Linked DNA regions of Homo sapiens: region 2 is linked to region 1. A link is a contact called in ENCODE Hi-C or POLR2A ChIA-PET data. All regions are on one chromosome and are shown on one strand. The core of a region is the stretch at or near the end of the contact, and the rest is flanking DNA. Distances in the headings are between cores, read along the strand shown. Region 1 holds the start of CASC15 (cancer susceptibility 15). Region 2 has its middle 47 kb from the start of HDGFL1.

Region 1 (7,280 bases), core at 360-2,859:
CAGCCTCCTGTGTTCAAGCGATTCTCCTGCCTCAGCCTCCCAAGTAGCTGGGACTACAGGCACGCACCGCTACGCCCAGCTAATTTTTGTATTGTTAGTAGAGACGGGGTTTCGCCATGTTGGCCAGGCTGGTCTCGAACTCCTGACCTCAAGCGATCCACATGTCTCGGCCTCCCAAAGTGCTGGGATTACAGTGAGCCACCGCGCCCGGCCCCCAAAATGCTTTTTCTACAAACCAAATGACAGTATGGGATAAACAACTCCTGTATAAAGTGGAAAAGCGCTGGGAGAAATTGTACCTAAAGTGGCAACGTTTACTGGGTGTTGAGTGTTCCCCTCATTCGCGCATGACCCAACCTAGAAACATTCCTAAGTTAAGCTACTTAGGAAACAAAGTTAGGGCGTCTTCCTTAGCCTATAAAAACGGAGTGGACTGCGCTGCCTCTTCACCCCGCAGCAGCAGAAACAGCCATCCCTCTTTTGGACGGGCGTGGCAGATAGAAACAAAAGGTTAAAACACAAAAGGCGGGGCGGAAGGCTGGGTCAGAGGAGCTTCTGGGGCTCACGTTCTGCTTTCTATTCAAACACACTGAAGTGGGGTTGGGGGCGGGGGGTGATGGAAAGTGAGAGAGGTGAGGACGGATACCAAGGATTGCCTGGGTTATTCCGGGTGGATCGTGAAACTGAAAGGGGCGGACGGGATGGCTCTAACTAGTGGTCCAGGCCCCATCCCCTCCATCCCTGCATCTCTGACAGTCTGTAACCTGTGGCTTCCTCCACCCCATCTCAGCCCCGAAGAAAACTTTCTGAACTCTTAGCTGTTTGTTGTAAACCTCTCCTTGACCGCTAACACAAGGGACCAATCCCCTCCAACCCAAACCTTTCTTCCTTCCATTGTTGCAGCGTTTTTATATTGTGCGTGGTATCTACAGAGCGCTCTGCAGACAGCTAAGTTATACAAACGACCCCCATATCCATATCGCTTTCTTTTGCATGACCAGGGTCAGGGCTAGGGTGGGGGCGAGGCTGGACTTGACCCTCTCAATTTCTGCATATTCATCCCTACATGAGTGCAGCTGGAAGAACGCGAAGCAATACCCCCTCACCCCACCCTTTTGAAACCCTCCTCCCCATCCCCCCAGCCCCTCATATAAAGAAGCACATAAGATAAATGCCTACTTGGCTTTTGCCTATTAAAAATAAACAAATGAAACAATTGCGCGAGTTCTTTAAAGAACAAAAGAGAAGGGAACGGGGAAAGGAGGTACAATTTACCAGCCAAACTTTGCCACTGGGCTACTCCTCTGCCCTCCGAAGGGCGGGGAGCGGGGCGAGTTGAGGGGAGAGAGGTAAACAAGACAACAGTCCCCACTCACCTTCTTCCCCACTTCGTCGCACTTTTAAGGGACATTTCCCCCGCTGCAGTCCACGAGGCGTTCGGACACTTTTTCCCGGCCTGACAGCAGAGAAAGTCGGGGCGGCAAAGTTGCGAGAGGGAGATACCCCGGCGTCCGGGGGAGAGGGGAGGAAAGAGAGTTCATCAGAGTTCCCCCTTTTGTTCCAAGTCCCGGAGCAGACAAAGAGGCGGCGAGCGGCGGCAGGTTTCTCCCTCTCACCCCTTCTTCCTCTCTCCCTCCCCTCCCTCCCCGCCCCCTCCCTCTCCCCGCATCTCCCGCCCGGCTCGGGAACCTCCGAGGCGAGCTGGGGCTGCTCGGTCCCCAGTTCATCACAACTCTGCCCAGACGGTCTCCTCCCACTGCCAGGCTCGAAACTTTCCCCGGGAGATGCCAGCCCTGGCCCCCTCCGCACCGCGCACAAGTCTGGGGTGGTGGGCAGGGGATCTCCAAAATCATTGTTTCCCGGAGATGCACCTCTTTGTTTGCACTTTCCCTGCCAATCAATGTGAAACATTCACTTGGGCGTCGAGTTTCTGTCCATTTTTCGTCATCCCAAGAGACAAAATGCAAAGGGTAGGGGGTCAACCCTAGATAAAGGCGCTTACACAATCAGAGGTGGGGCGCAGGCTAGGCTCTTCATCCTCCTTCCTCCTCTCGGATTCACCCTCCTCCCTCCTCTCGGATTCACCCTCCTCCACCCAATACACAGAACAACTCAAAGGGGCTCCAAGTGTTAGGAAACTCCTCTCCCGCCCTTCCCCACCTACCCCCACCCACGCTGTCCCTCTGGAGAGCCCTCTAATTGGCAGGACAAAGGCCAGCTCCGGGTTCGGCCGGGGCCTCCGCCCATCCCTCGGGGCTACCTGTTGCTGCAGGCGCAGCGCAACTCGGTCCAGGGGCTCCGAGGAAGAATTCCCAGCTCCAGCATCGCGCCCACCTTCTCAGGCCCCGAACTTCCCCTAATCTCAAACTGCGAAGGCAAGGCTCTCAGGATGACCAGGCGCCCTCTGACCCTACAGCCAGGCGCTGCTCACTCGTCCTCTTCCCTACACCACGTCCTCGTGCTCACCCCAAAGATCTGACTCGGGGTCCCAGGCCGCCTCCTCATCCTCCACCCCCTGCCGCGACACGTCCCAGCCGAGCATCCCCTCTTTCCTTCCCCTCCCCCACTGCCTTGTCCGGGACAAATCAGGTGTCTCGGACCAGGAACAGCTCCCGACCCTTCCCCAGGTCCCTTCCAGTCATTCTCAACCTCCAGAATTGGGACCCCATCCACATGGTCCCCCACCCCTCGACCCTGATCCCAACTTCGGGCCATAGCATTAGCTCGCTGAGTGACTCAGAGCAGCACTCGTTTTCCTTCTAGATCCACTAGAATTGAAGAAAAAGAAAGCAGGGAGGTGGGGGAAATGGGAGAGAGTAGGGGCCCGCATGGGGAAGCAATTTCTAGGGCAAAAGAAAAAAACATTTCAATGCGAACACCCACCCTCCAGTTGGTATCCAGCCCGTCGCGCACCTTTGCCTCCACCCTCTTTCCTTTCTCCCCATCCCAGACTTGGAATCCTTTCGGGTTGGTGAAGTTTGGGGGTAGAAGGATGAGGTAGACGGAACCTTGGGGACCTGGGGGCTATGTCCTGGGTTGGCTTGCGGGGGGAGGGGCATTAAGAGGAGGGCTCCCGCTGGGTCCGGAATGTGGTGGCGGTAGGTCCCTGCACCCGCCCGGCGACTCCTTGCCAAGGTCTCTCCTCCAGAGCAGAACAAAGACGCCGCGAGGAGAGCTTCTGTCCTCGCCTCCCCCGCCCCGCGCTTCACTCGCACCAGCCCACGCCGCTCTCGGAAACTTTACAACCAACTTCCCCTAGAGTTCGTGCGCGCGGCGAGTGGGCCAGAAGGAGAAACCGGGACAATCGCATCCCGGGACCAGAGATGCCCTCTTCCGCGTCCCCTCCTGGACAGGGAGCACCACCTCTTGCACCGCCCGTCCCAGTCTGCGAGCTGGGCGACCCGCGGTGCCAGGGCGAGCGGAGCACGCGCTTTTCCCAGCCCCTTAAGCGAATGATGTTTCTTTAGTCTGGACGCGTACAGTACTGGGCAGTGGGGTCGGAGATAAAGAAGCGGCCGCCGGCCACGCGCAGGGCCGCGGCTCTGGCCGCAAAGTGAGGCCGAGAGCGCAGGAAGAGCACGGGTGTGAGCCGCGCCCGTCGGGCCGGGTTCCTGCGCGTCCCGTTCCGCCCTCGGATCCCAGCGAGCAGCCGCGAGGCAGGACTCAGGGACCGCCCGGGCGGACCTCCTGGAACGTCGGCCTCCTCACCTGCGGGGAGCCCCGACACCTGCGCCGTCTCCTTGCGGAGCCCTGGGTCTCTTGGGCAGTCAGTCGCCTACTGGAAGCTCAGGAACCTCATCTTAGGCGAGGAATCTTGAACGCACCACAACCAACCACAAAGAGAAAACAGCCCCCACCCACTCCTGTCTGGCACATTTTCCTCTTTGTTTAATTATGTTGACTTCCAGAATTCTCTTTTTGGGAGAAGCCTACCCTCCCCCAGACAAAACCTTTCCTTCTGTTATCCTCAGGGATCTGCGTGGAAAATAATGAAAAGTCAGTACTTTGAGACAATTCCATTCTGTTGCCTCTCGAAAATGCTCCAGGTTATAGGGTAAATCAACCAAGATAGAATTTTTGACTTCGAAATAACACCCAATACTCCGCTTACTAATCAGAGCTATTAAAACATTACCGATCCTTTGAAAATGTTTACTGTTTGTTTCTCTCTTTTTTATGGGAATGAAGAGTAAGGGTCATTTGCTAGGTGCAAAAGTCAATATGGCCTTAAGAAGGCTTTCTTCCTGCTGCCTGTCTTTATGAAATATTGCTCTCAGAGCTGTTTGAAGTATCTCCCTTTCCCAACCTGCTTGTGAACAAACATTTCTTCCTGGAATCTTGGTCTTCAACAGGTCAGAGCTCCCCCATCTCTGTAATAAAGCCCACTCCTGGGACAATGTATGAGCTGTTCACTCCTACCTTTTAAAAGCATACCATCTTTTCTCAGATGCCACCACAGCTTTAATATATTTTTAAAGAGTTAATTAACATCATCTAGGCTCAAAGATGGATATAGCAGAGCATATCAGCCAGGTATCTTTTCTGTACTAACAGGGCTGGGGCTCCACCAGTATGTCATGGGCTTCCTACTGGCAGGCCAATGGCATCTTACTCTTCCCTCTCTGCTTCCCCATTCAAGGGCTTCCTGTGGCTGCCAGACCCCACTTTGCCAGTGCAGAGGGGCAGGGCAGAGGAGCCAGGCAGTTAATTCCTCTCAGAGCAGCCCTCAACCAATCAAAGATAGGTGTTGAGGCCAGGCATGGTGGCTCACACCTGTAATCCCAACACTTTGGGAGGCTGAGGTGGGTGGATCATTTGAGGGCAGGAGTTCGAGACCAGCCTGGCCAACATGGTGAAACCTTGTCTCTACTAGAAAATACAAAAATTAGTGGGGCGTGGTAGTATGTGCCTGTAAACCCAGCTACTCGAGAGGCTGAGACAGGAGAATTGCTTGAACCCATGAGGCGGAGGTTGCAGTGAGCCTAAATAGTGCCAGTGCACTCCAGACTGGGCAACGGAGTGACACTCCATCTCAAAAAAAAAAAAAAAAAGGTGTTGATATAAAAATACTCCAGCTTCCCCACTGAGCTTAGGACTACGGTAAATTGTACTCTAGTCTCCCAAAGGTGCCCAACTTTGAGTTTCAGATACACACAGCAGTAACCTCCCCTTTAGGGAACAGTGTTACCTGCCTGCCATCCTTCCTTCCTTTCTTCCTTCCCTCCTGGTTTCTCTACTTATTTCCTTCACTCTCTTCCCTGCCAATGCTTTCTAGGATCTCATCCCAAATAGATTACAATACTTGCCCTCAAATCCTACCCTTTGGGTCAGTTTCTGGGGAAACACAACTAAGAAACCTCTTATATATGTTCTTTCTAAAGGGAGGACTCTGTTCTATTTGGAGAATGAAGTTACAAGATCCGATTTTCTCTAAAAAAGAAGTTATTTAATTAATGAGAAATGTCTTGAGTTATCTAGTTCATTTTCTATGTAATAGTTTAAAATTAGATAGCTTACTGAAGGAAACGTTAAGTAGCAATAAGTAGGATCATATGTCATACGTGAAAGTTTTGCACAGAGAGTCATTAAACAGAAAGAAGCTCCGTAAGTCTAATGCTAGCAATCAGCAATGCAACAGGAAATACTGTTAGAATCACACTTTTGAAAAATTAGTTAGAAGTAACATAGCTTTTGATTGAATCCCCAGTGAGAGTGAAGGAGTATAATAAACATTTCCCATACTATATGACCAGTGAGAGATCCCACAGTGTCTTTCTGCAAACTTCTTATAGCATTGATTGGCCAACTACTTAATGCAACATTTTTCTTTCTTTCTTTCTTTCCTTTTTTTTTTTTTTTGAGACGGAGTCTTGCTCTGTCGCCCAGGCTGGAGTGCAGTGGTGCCATCTCGGCTCACTGCAACCTCCGCCTCCTGGGTTCAAGTGATTCTCCTGCCTCAGCCTCCTGAGTAGCTGGGATTACAGGTGTGCACCACCACACCCAGCTAATTTTTGTATTTTTATTAGAGATGCGGTTTCACCATGTTGGTCAGGCTGGTCTCAAACTCCTGACCTCAGGTGATCCACCCGCCTCGGCCTCCCAAAGCGGTGTGATTACAGGCGTGAGCCACCACACCCAGCCACAACATTTTTTCATATGTGTGAAATGATATATTAAATATCCTCTTAGCCACCATTATGAATAGGTCATCAACTGTTCACATAATTATAGGCGCCTAATGCTGTTCCTAGCTCCAGAATTTTCTTTCTTAGGTTCCTTTCACCTCTGCTTTTCTGAAGTTATCACCGTAGTAGTCATTAGTACTATTCAGCAAATTTTTCTTACTCTCTGGCTACATGGTAGAATGCAATTCCCTGCCTACCCTGGGTCAGATGTGGCCACATGATTTGTTCTGGCCAATGAAATGCGAGCATAAACTATGTTTGTCTCTTCCAGGTGGAAGCTTTAAGATTTTGGTGTATGATTTTGACATGCCCCTTTTCCATCTGCTACCGTGCTGGATAGGGATGCTGATTTACCCTGGATACCAAACTGAGTACCCACCAGGCAACCCTCAGTGGTCATTTAGTGTGAACAGAAATTTTCTTATAACAAACCACTGAAATTTTAGGGTTGTTTGTAATCATAGTCTAACCTGGTTGATTCTTACTTGTTTGGACACTGTCAGTCTTTTATCTTTGCTAAGTTACACGTATGGTTTCCTTACGGGTTTTAGATCTTGGAAAGTTTACTCAGAAGCCCACATGAACTTCCCACAGTATTGTCTAGGAGGATTTCAAGTTTAATGGTAATGTGCAGGGTAAATTGTTTTCTTTATGAAATATTAGTTTATCTTTTTAAAAAAGACCACCAACCAATTAATAAGAAAGGAGTGAGGTCGGGCGTGGTGGCTCATGCATGTAATCCCAGCATTTTGGGAGGCTGAGGAGGCGGATCACTTGAGCTAAAGTGTTGAAGACCATCCTGGCCAACATGACAAAACCCACCTCTATTAAAAATACAAAAGTTGGCCTGGCGCAGTGGCTTACGCCTGTAATCCCAGCACTTTGGGAGGCTGAGGCGGGCGTTTGAAAACAGCCTGGCCAACATGGTGAAACCCCATCTCTACTAAAAATATAAAAATTAGCCAGGCGTCGGCCGGGCGCGGTGGCTCACGCCTGTAATCCCAGCACTTTGGGAGGCTGAGACAGGCGGATCACGAGGTCAGGAGATGGAGACCACCCTGGCTAACACGGTGAAACCCCGTCTCTGCTAAAAAT
Region 2 (7,690 bases), core at 4,969-7,468, 950 kb before region 1:
GAAATATATATAATATATATCATATATATTATATATATGAAATATATATAATATATATCATATATATAATATATATGAAATATATATAATATATATCATATATATTATATATATGAAATATATATAATACATATCATATATATAATATATATGAAATATATATAATATATATCATATATAAAATATATATATGAAATATATATAATATATATCATATATAAAATATATATATGAAATATATATAATATATATCATATATAAAATATATATATGATATATATTATATATATTATATAAAATATATATATGAAATATATATAAAATATATGTAAAATATATATATTATATATAATATATATATTATATATATATTATATATAATGTATATATAAAATATATATTATATATATATTATATATAATGTATATATAAAATATATATATAAAATATATATAAAATATATAATATATATATAATATATATATATAAAGTTCTATATATATTTATATGATTGGAGTTCCTGAAACACAAGAAATCAGGGTATACACAGAATATTTGAAGAAATAATGGGCACAGTTTTTTCAAATGTGCTGAAAACCACAGATCTCCTGATTCAAGAAACTCAACAAATCTCAAGAGCAAGTGCCAGGAAAAAGCAAACACCGAAATTTTAGCAAGTCACATCTCATTCAAATTACTTAAAGTCGATGATAAAGAAAAAAAAAATTATAACATCAGCTGGGGGCAGTTGGCAGGGGTGCGGAGATGTACATACATATTTTTAAAAAGTTAAGTATCTCAGCAGAATTCTCATTGGAAATAATGCAAACTACACTAAAAAAAAAACCAAGTAATGAGCTAAAATTATTTACCTACTGAAAATATCTCTAGAAAACAAGGATTAAATGAAGGATTTTCAAACATAAATATATGAAAGCAATGAAGAACTTTAGGAATGATAACTATGTAGCACATACAAAGCTTTCTTTAAAAATTATTTAAATCTTCTTCAAAGATTATCTACTCAAAAAAAAATCAGTAACAATGTATACTATGAGTTATAACAGATATCAAAGCAAAATATATGATTACATTGCATAAAGGCTGGGAAGGAAGAAATGGAAATATAATTTTTAAGTTTCTTATAGTACACATTAATTTATATAATATCACTTGAAGATAGCCTGTGATAAGTTAAAGATGTGTACTTTAAACACTAAAATAGACACTAAAATAACACAATGATCAGTTATTACTAATTGTCCAACAAAAGAAATAGTATGGAATCATAAACAAATAATCCAAAAGAAGGCAGAAAAGATAAAAAAGGAACAAAAAAGAGATTAATGAAAAATAAATGGCACAATAATAGATTTATACCAACCATGTCAATAATCACACCAAATATAAATGGACTAATTCCCAGTTAAAAGGCAAAGAGCGTATGATTATGTTTTTTTTAAAGCAAGATATGCTCCCTAGAAGAAACCCATTATATAAATATAGAGAAATAGACAAGTTAGAAGTAAAAGGATGGGAAAGGATGTGCCATGCTAACATTAATCTAAGGGTGGCTCTATTAATATCACATAAATATTTGGTAAATAAATGTTTAGGGTCATTATGTCTTTTTGATGAATTGATCCTTTATCATTTTAAGATGACTTTTTATTCCTGGACTTTGTGTACTATTTTTCTACTTTGTGCAATGTTATTGAACTTTGTGTAACATCAATGCATAATACATACACTAGAATTATTCTTTACAAAGAGAAGAGATGGAGGAGGCTGTAAAAATCGAATGAAATAAATTTTAAAATTCAAAATTATTATGAAACTAAGCAATGTAAACAAAAAATTGCAGGCATTACAATGTTTATATAATTTGTAATATTTCACTATGACAAATGAGAGACATAAAAATTATGACCTTTGCTGACATGTTCAACTTCCAGTGCAAATAATTCCTAGTTGTAGAATAATTTTAAAAAATCAATTTAATATAGGTTGTATTGGAAACAATTTGATTGTGGCATAATTATTTATTAAGGGATAGTAATGCATTAATTTCAGATCTATTAAATTGGGGGATTTATATCTCTAATGCTATGCCTCTGTAATGCTGTGCCTCTGTACACAAGGAGAGCAATAAGCCACAGAATAATGACATTATGCATATTATAAAGTTGGGGATCAGCAAATTTTCTATATAAAGGGCCGGAAAGTAAATATTTTCAGTACCATGAGCCATATGCTCTCTGTTACAAATACTCAACTCTACCATAGACAATACATCAATAAATGATGTATTGTCCAATAAAACTTTATTTACAAAACAGGAAATGGGCAGTATTTGGCTCACAACTATAGTTTTCAGACTTTTCTTAAGGAGCATTAACTTTACTCCTAGATTAGGCAGAGGAAACAACTGCCACTATATCATTTCTGCTTTTCTAATATAACTTCATCTCAAATTTTACTTTTAAAATGTTTTTGGACTTTTGATATGTATCCTTCATATGTAATTTGATATTATTGATCTATTTGAGACTGCATTTTAGCATTGCTTATGTTTTCTGGTTTTCCATTTTTTATGTCTTTTGCTTTATTACTGTCTTTCCCATTAAGGATAATGTCTCCTTTTACGAGAAATTTGGAAGTTGAATTGGATATTACACATTCTGAGCTAATTTGACTATTGGTCAATTTTAAAATAAAAATGCTTTAAGTTTCTCCAATTTAAAACGTTATATAAATTGATTTTCCATATAAATTCATATTCATTTGTTTTCCTTAATGTATACATGTTTAACATATATAATTTACAAGAATTATTTTGACTTCCTTCTATATTTTATAATTTTTATCATTATTAACCATGTTTTTCACCAGCAACTTTATCTTACTGCTTCTTCATTTTGAATTGTTTATTGTTTCATTGATTTGTCAGCTATAATATACATTTGTGGTTTTTATTTTTAATGAAGGATGGATATATAAAATGTATACTCAGTTTAAATATATGGAAACATATTTTTCTTTTACACATGAACAAAAACTTGAGTAGAAATGGAGCTCTTTTATTTAGGTTACAGCCTTGTTCTTTATAAACTATTGACAAAGTATTGCTTACAGACCATATTGTGTGTTGATCTGTTTTGCTTGGCCTGCAGAGCACTAACTGAAAATGTGAATTGGTTGATGACTTTAAACAAATCTGAAGATTTCACATAAAAATCCCTACTTGTAGGCTTTGCTCACCAGGTAGAGCAGTTGGCAACACTGGAGCATTCTCACATAGCAATTCAGAATTAGAATTGAGTCGCAACTTCTGCCCTTAAGCTGGACGTGCAGTCTCCAATTTGCCATAGTACTTACTTGCCCTACTTCATTATTTTGTATTACCTATCTGACTTGGGATGGCAATTGAGATTGTGGGGCCTGATGTTGTTCAATAGGGTTATAGAATTTTGTAAATTAAAAAAAAAATGTGGAACAATTCTGGCTTTTGTTGTTTGGTTTGGTGTTGTGACTTTTAAAAATTATTGTTAATGCTTTGCTTAGATGGAATTAAAGAACTTTCTTTAAAAGTTGAAACTAAAAATACATGAAAAAGTAAACAAAATTTTACAAACCTGTGTCTAACTGTTTTTCTCCATTTATTTGACAGGTTTTTCTTTTCATTTATTTAAAACCAAAGTATTTCGTATAGAAACTTTGGCTTCTATTATAACTTGTTTATGATTTTAAATTCCTTATTAAGCCACCAGTTAAGATATGTTGAAGATTTTTCTCTGCCCTCCATATCTATTATCTTTTCTCAAATTGTTTTCATTTTCTTATTTATTTCTTCTATGTTCTATGAGAATCACTCAAGTTTTTATTCATTATTAATAGCTCATTCTTTGTAATGTTGATATAGCTCTTTATTATTTATAATATTGATTTTAATTATGTGATTACATTTTGGGTTTTGAATAACTTAACAATAATTAATATTTATTGAGTACTTAACTATATGTCAAACGCCATTCAATCACTTTGAATGCATTATCTCAATGAATGTTTACCAGAAATCCTATGAAGAATGTGCTATTATTGTGCCTTCTAAAGTGAAGATAATAAGGCTTTCACAGATTAAGGAACTTTTCCAAAATAAAAGAGTTGGAAAATAGTGGAACTATAGTATGTAATAAGACATTTTTTAATCCAAATCCTATGCTCTTATCCACTAAGCTACATAGAGACCTTTCTTTTTCTCTGACATAGTTAGCTTGCTTCTCATTCAAGTTATTTTTGTTGTCTATATTAGTTATTATCTTTCTTTCTAAAAATTTTTAATTATAAAATTTATATAATATGAAATTTACCATCTTAACTATTTTAAGTGACAGTTCAGTAGTGTTAAATACAAATTGCTGTGTAACCAATCCCCAAAACTCTTTTCATTTTGCAAACTTGAAACTCTGTACTCATTAAACAATTCTCTCCTCCTTCCTTTTCTCAGCCTCTAGAAACCATCATGCTACTTTCTGTCCTTCCAATTCAAATGTCAGTCTGTAATTTTAACAAATTTACCATTATTGGCTTATTGTGTAGAAGCCTTGTTTCCTTACATTTTTTACAGCAAAAAACAAATACAATAAATACAATAATTTATCAGCTTTTAAAATTATAAATGATTTCAAAAAATATCCTTCTGCTCCTTCTCTAGTGCTAGTGTCTGTGTTTTGTGTTATACAATCACTTCATACAGTACTTACTTGTTTTGAAAAGAGATTGCCTCATCCTTGAAACAAATGGATTATTCTGTTTTAGTATTATTCAGTTTTATCTGAATCTAATTAGAATCATCCTTTCAAATCTTAAGATATAGGAGGTATCACTGTTCACACCGGTCAACTTTCTGGTACCGTGTTGTCTTTAATTTAGTATCTGTTGGTCTGAGAAACAATCTCATGGTGTTATGACTAGATTACCTTGTCTAGACATAAGGGAAGAATCTTATTCTGTCTAGTCTGAAGTTCTCTGTATTTCTTGCATTGCAGAAAAATCCCAAATAGTGAAGAAAATCTAAAATATTACTCACATCCATTTTGACCTCATTAGCATTTCATTACTGAGGAATATTGGGGTGGAGAGATGCATTAGAGATTGAAGCAGGGCCAAGGGGTGAAACAGTGTATTTGGATTAAATAGAGGTGGGCTTTTACAAAGCAGAAAGGTGGGTTTGTGCCTCCATGAGTATGCGTAGATGGAAATCCCCTACCTCATTAACCCATGTGCCTTTCTCACTCTGCCTCCAGGCTAAGTTTTCCTTAGTTGACTCTCCAACTTTTTCCTGACACATTTTTGACCCACATTTCTAGTTTCCACTGTTGAAACTGTATCTCTTTCCCTATTTTCATGAGCATTATAATGGAAAAATTGCAGAGGCTGAGTCAGACACTGCTGATCACCAACAATGTAGCCAGAATATCCTCTTTCATATTTAAAGAAGACGAAGCTGGTAATGCTTTCCCCCTCAACACCACATGCTCCATTCTGACCTAAAATCCAGTATAGGCTACCAGTCTTTTTAAAACTGCACACATAGACAAAGTATCTTTTGCCGATAACTGCAGATGGTCTTTGGAGACCCAATTCCTCTTTCCTACTACCATTGTCTTTACCGTTGTCTTTTCTTAGAAGTATCTTGGCAGGAGAAAATATACATAAATTGTGCAAATTGCCAACATTATATTGAGATGCTATTTGCAAGGATTTCTTTCTCAAATATATTCATTTTTTAACATCTTCAAATCAAGTTTAATTCTGATATGGTAAGTTTAAATTATGGAAGTATTTTTTATGGTCAGGGTTGAATGACTTTCAGCTTTTCAAATTCTATTTCATGTCCATAATACATGTTAGTTTAATGAATGGCCTTTGTGGAAGTGACAATAGCTAAATTATAAAATCTGTCAAAAATCCATTTTACTATGGTCTAGTTCTTTATTATTTGGTACAGGAAGGAAAGAACAAGTAGAAATAGAAAAGCATATAGTGTGAAATTCAGGCAAAAAATCATGGGCTAAAGCTTGAAATTAAAATCTCAACTACAGCTTAGCTGAAGAAAACAAAAACAATCTGCATCTAGAATGGGAGTGTGGGGTGTGTGTGTGTGTGTGTGTGTGTGTGTGTGTTCACTATGGCACATGGACATTCTATGAATTAGCTCATTGGCTATGACTGCTGTGTTTCTTATGGAAAGAATGGATGACTTGTTAGCATGATCTCATCCATCCTCCGGGAGCTGGAGGTTGTTTATGTGTAGAGGGAATTAACAATAATAATTCTGAAGAGAGGAAGTGTTTTGGAATGTCTAGAGTCAGCTGCCTAGATTCTATTTCTGGACCCATCAGTTTTTTGTTAGGAGGCTTTAGACAGGTCATATTTCCTTAGGACCGTTGTTTCAGTATCTGTTTGATTGGCATACGAATAGCTTCCATTTTATTACTTCATGGATATTTTGTGAGTTTTAATAACTTTAGGTAACACAACCTGCAAAATGGCTCTGAAATCTTTGGAGAACCTCCAGAACAAAGGAGGAAGTGTTACTTCTCTGGAGAAAATGTAATATCTTTTCATAGCAAGTGTTGTATGGTCTTTTTTTTAATGAAAATTCTCAAGATTGCCAAGCATATTCTATAAACTTTCTCTTCAGAATTGCCACTTTGCAGCTTCTCACCAGGAGCTATATGAGTTTCACATTACCTCAGGATTAGATATGTTGTTTGACACATTTTCTTATTATTTTTCAAAAGGGAAAAATCACAGTAAATTTAGGAGTCACTAGGTGACAGAAATTTCAGGACTGTTTTTGGAGTAACAGTTGTTCTTCATATTAAACATGCATCTGTGAGGACAAGTCCATTCCTCCTGGAGGGATGCCCTGGGCAGGCAAGTGTGTAGAAGCAGGTCATAACATTGTTTATCTGATTGGGACCAGAGACAAAGCACATAGGTGTTTGAGACTCAGCTCTAGGGAAAATGACTAAACAAATGGGTTTGCAAGAATCTCGAGACCAAGTAGGAACATTCATCTCTGCCAATTAATAAGAAAAACTTAAATTTTCAGCACACTTTACAGTCTAAAACAGCACATTCATGTATGTAGTTTCACAAAAACTGTGCAGAGCAATGTATTGTTTCAACATGAGAAAACTGAAAATTGGAGTTATTAATACTAATTGATTTGTCCAAGGTTGCACAGCTAGAGAGTTAGTACTCTAAGCCTGGTATTTTGATTCTTCACCTGGTGATTTATGCTGTACTCTTGATTCTATACATAGGAGGGAAAGGGGAACTCTTACATTTCATCCTTCCTACCTGCCTTCCTGCAAACTTTTATTCTCTACTTACTGCCAGTTGAGAGTCACTGACATAGTCAGCCATCATTACTGTGGAATGGGTTTCCTTCAGATGTTTGAGGGCAGAAAATAACTTGGCGATCACAGAATATAGCTTTTTTTGCGGGTGTTTTTCTTTCCTTTTTATGTAAATGTTGACACTATATCATGAACATGAAATACGTTTCTTCATTTTCTCAAGCAATGACTCTATAGTATACTCAGAAACTTGTGACCTTGTTTATCCTTACTCAGAATAGAAGTTTGGCTGCTGTTTTATGCCCTGATAACAGCACTAG

Evidence for each region. Hi-C counts contacts between places; a loop is a spot of excess contacts on that map. ChIA-PET counts read pairs that join two places held with the same protein, here RNA polymerase II (POLR2A). Pooled maps may share reads with other maps.
Region 2: a pooled map shows a loop between it and region 1 (2.1-fold over the local background). The contact joins the enhancer-like site here to the promoter of CASC15 in region 1. A Hi-C loop is called at or near these places in 2 of 50 pooled maps. POLR2A ChIA-PET finds 5 or more read pairs at or near these places in 2 of 52 experiments (HEK293 and activated T-cell).

What each region holds. Positions count from the first base shown.
Region 1 is chr6:21,660,742-21,668,021 of GRCh38, reverse strand. CASC15 (cancer susceptibility 15) reads right to left here and starts at 1,609. Exons shown (of 12, transcript NR_015410.2): 1 at 1,377-1,609. LOC124901483 reads left to right here and starts at 1,962. Exons shown (of 3, transcript XM_047419653.1): 1 at 1,962-1,970; 2 at 2,207-2,375; 3 at 3,064-3,481. The coding sequence starts at 1,962. The coding sequence ends at 3,467. RefSeq lists a silencer at 2,050-2,344.
Region 2 is chr6:22,612,485-22,620,174 of GRCh38, reverse strand. No RefSeq gene overlaps it. Among named protein-coding and RNA genes, the nearest start is that of HDGFL1, 47 kb to the right of the region's middle. Within about 2 kb of position 6,218, at least 2 of the 41 ENCODE cell types and tissues checked have a DNase peak (open chromatin) inside an H3K27ac peak, as active enhancers do.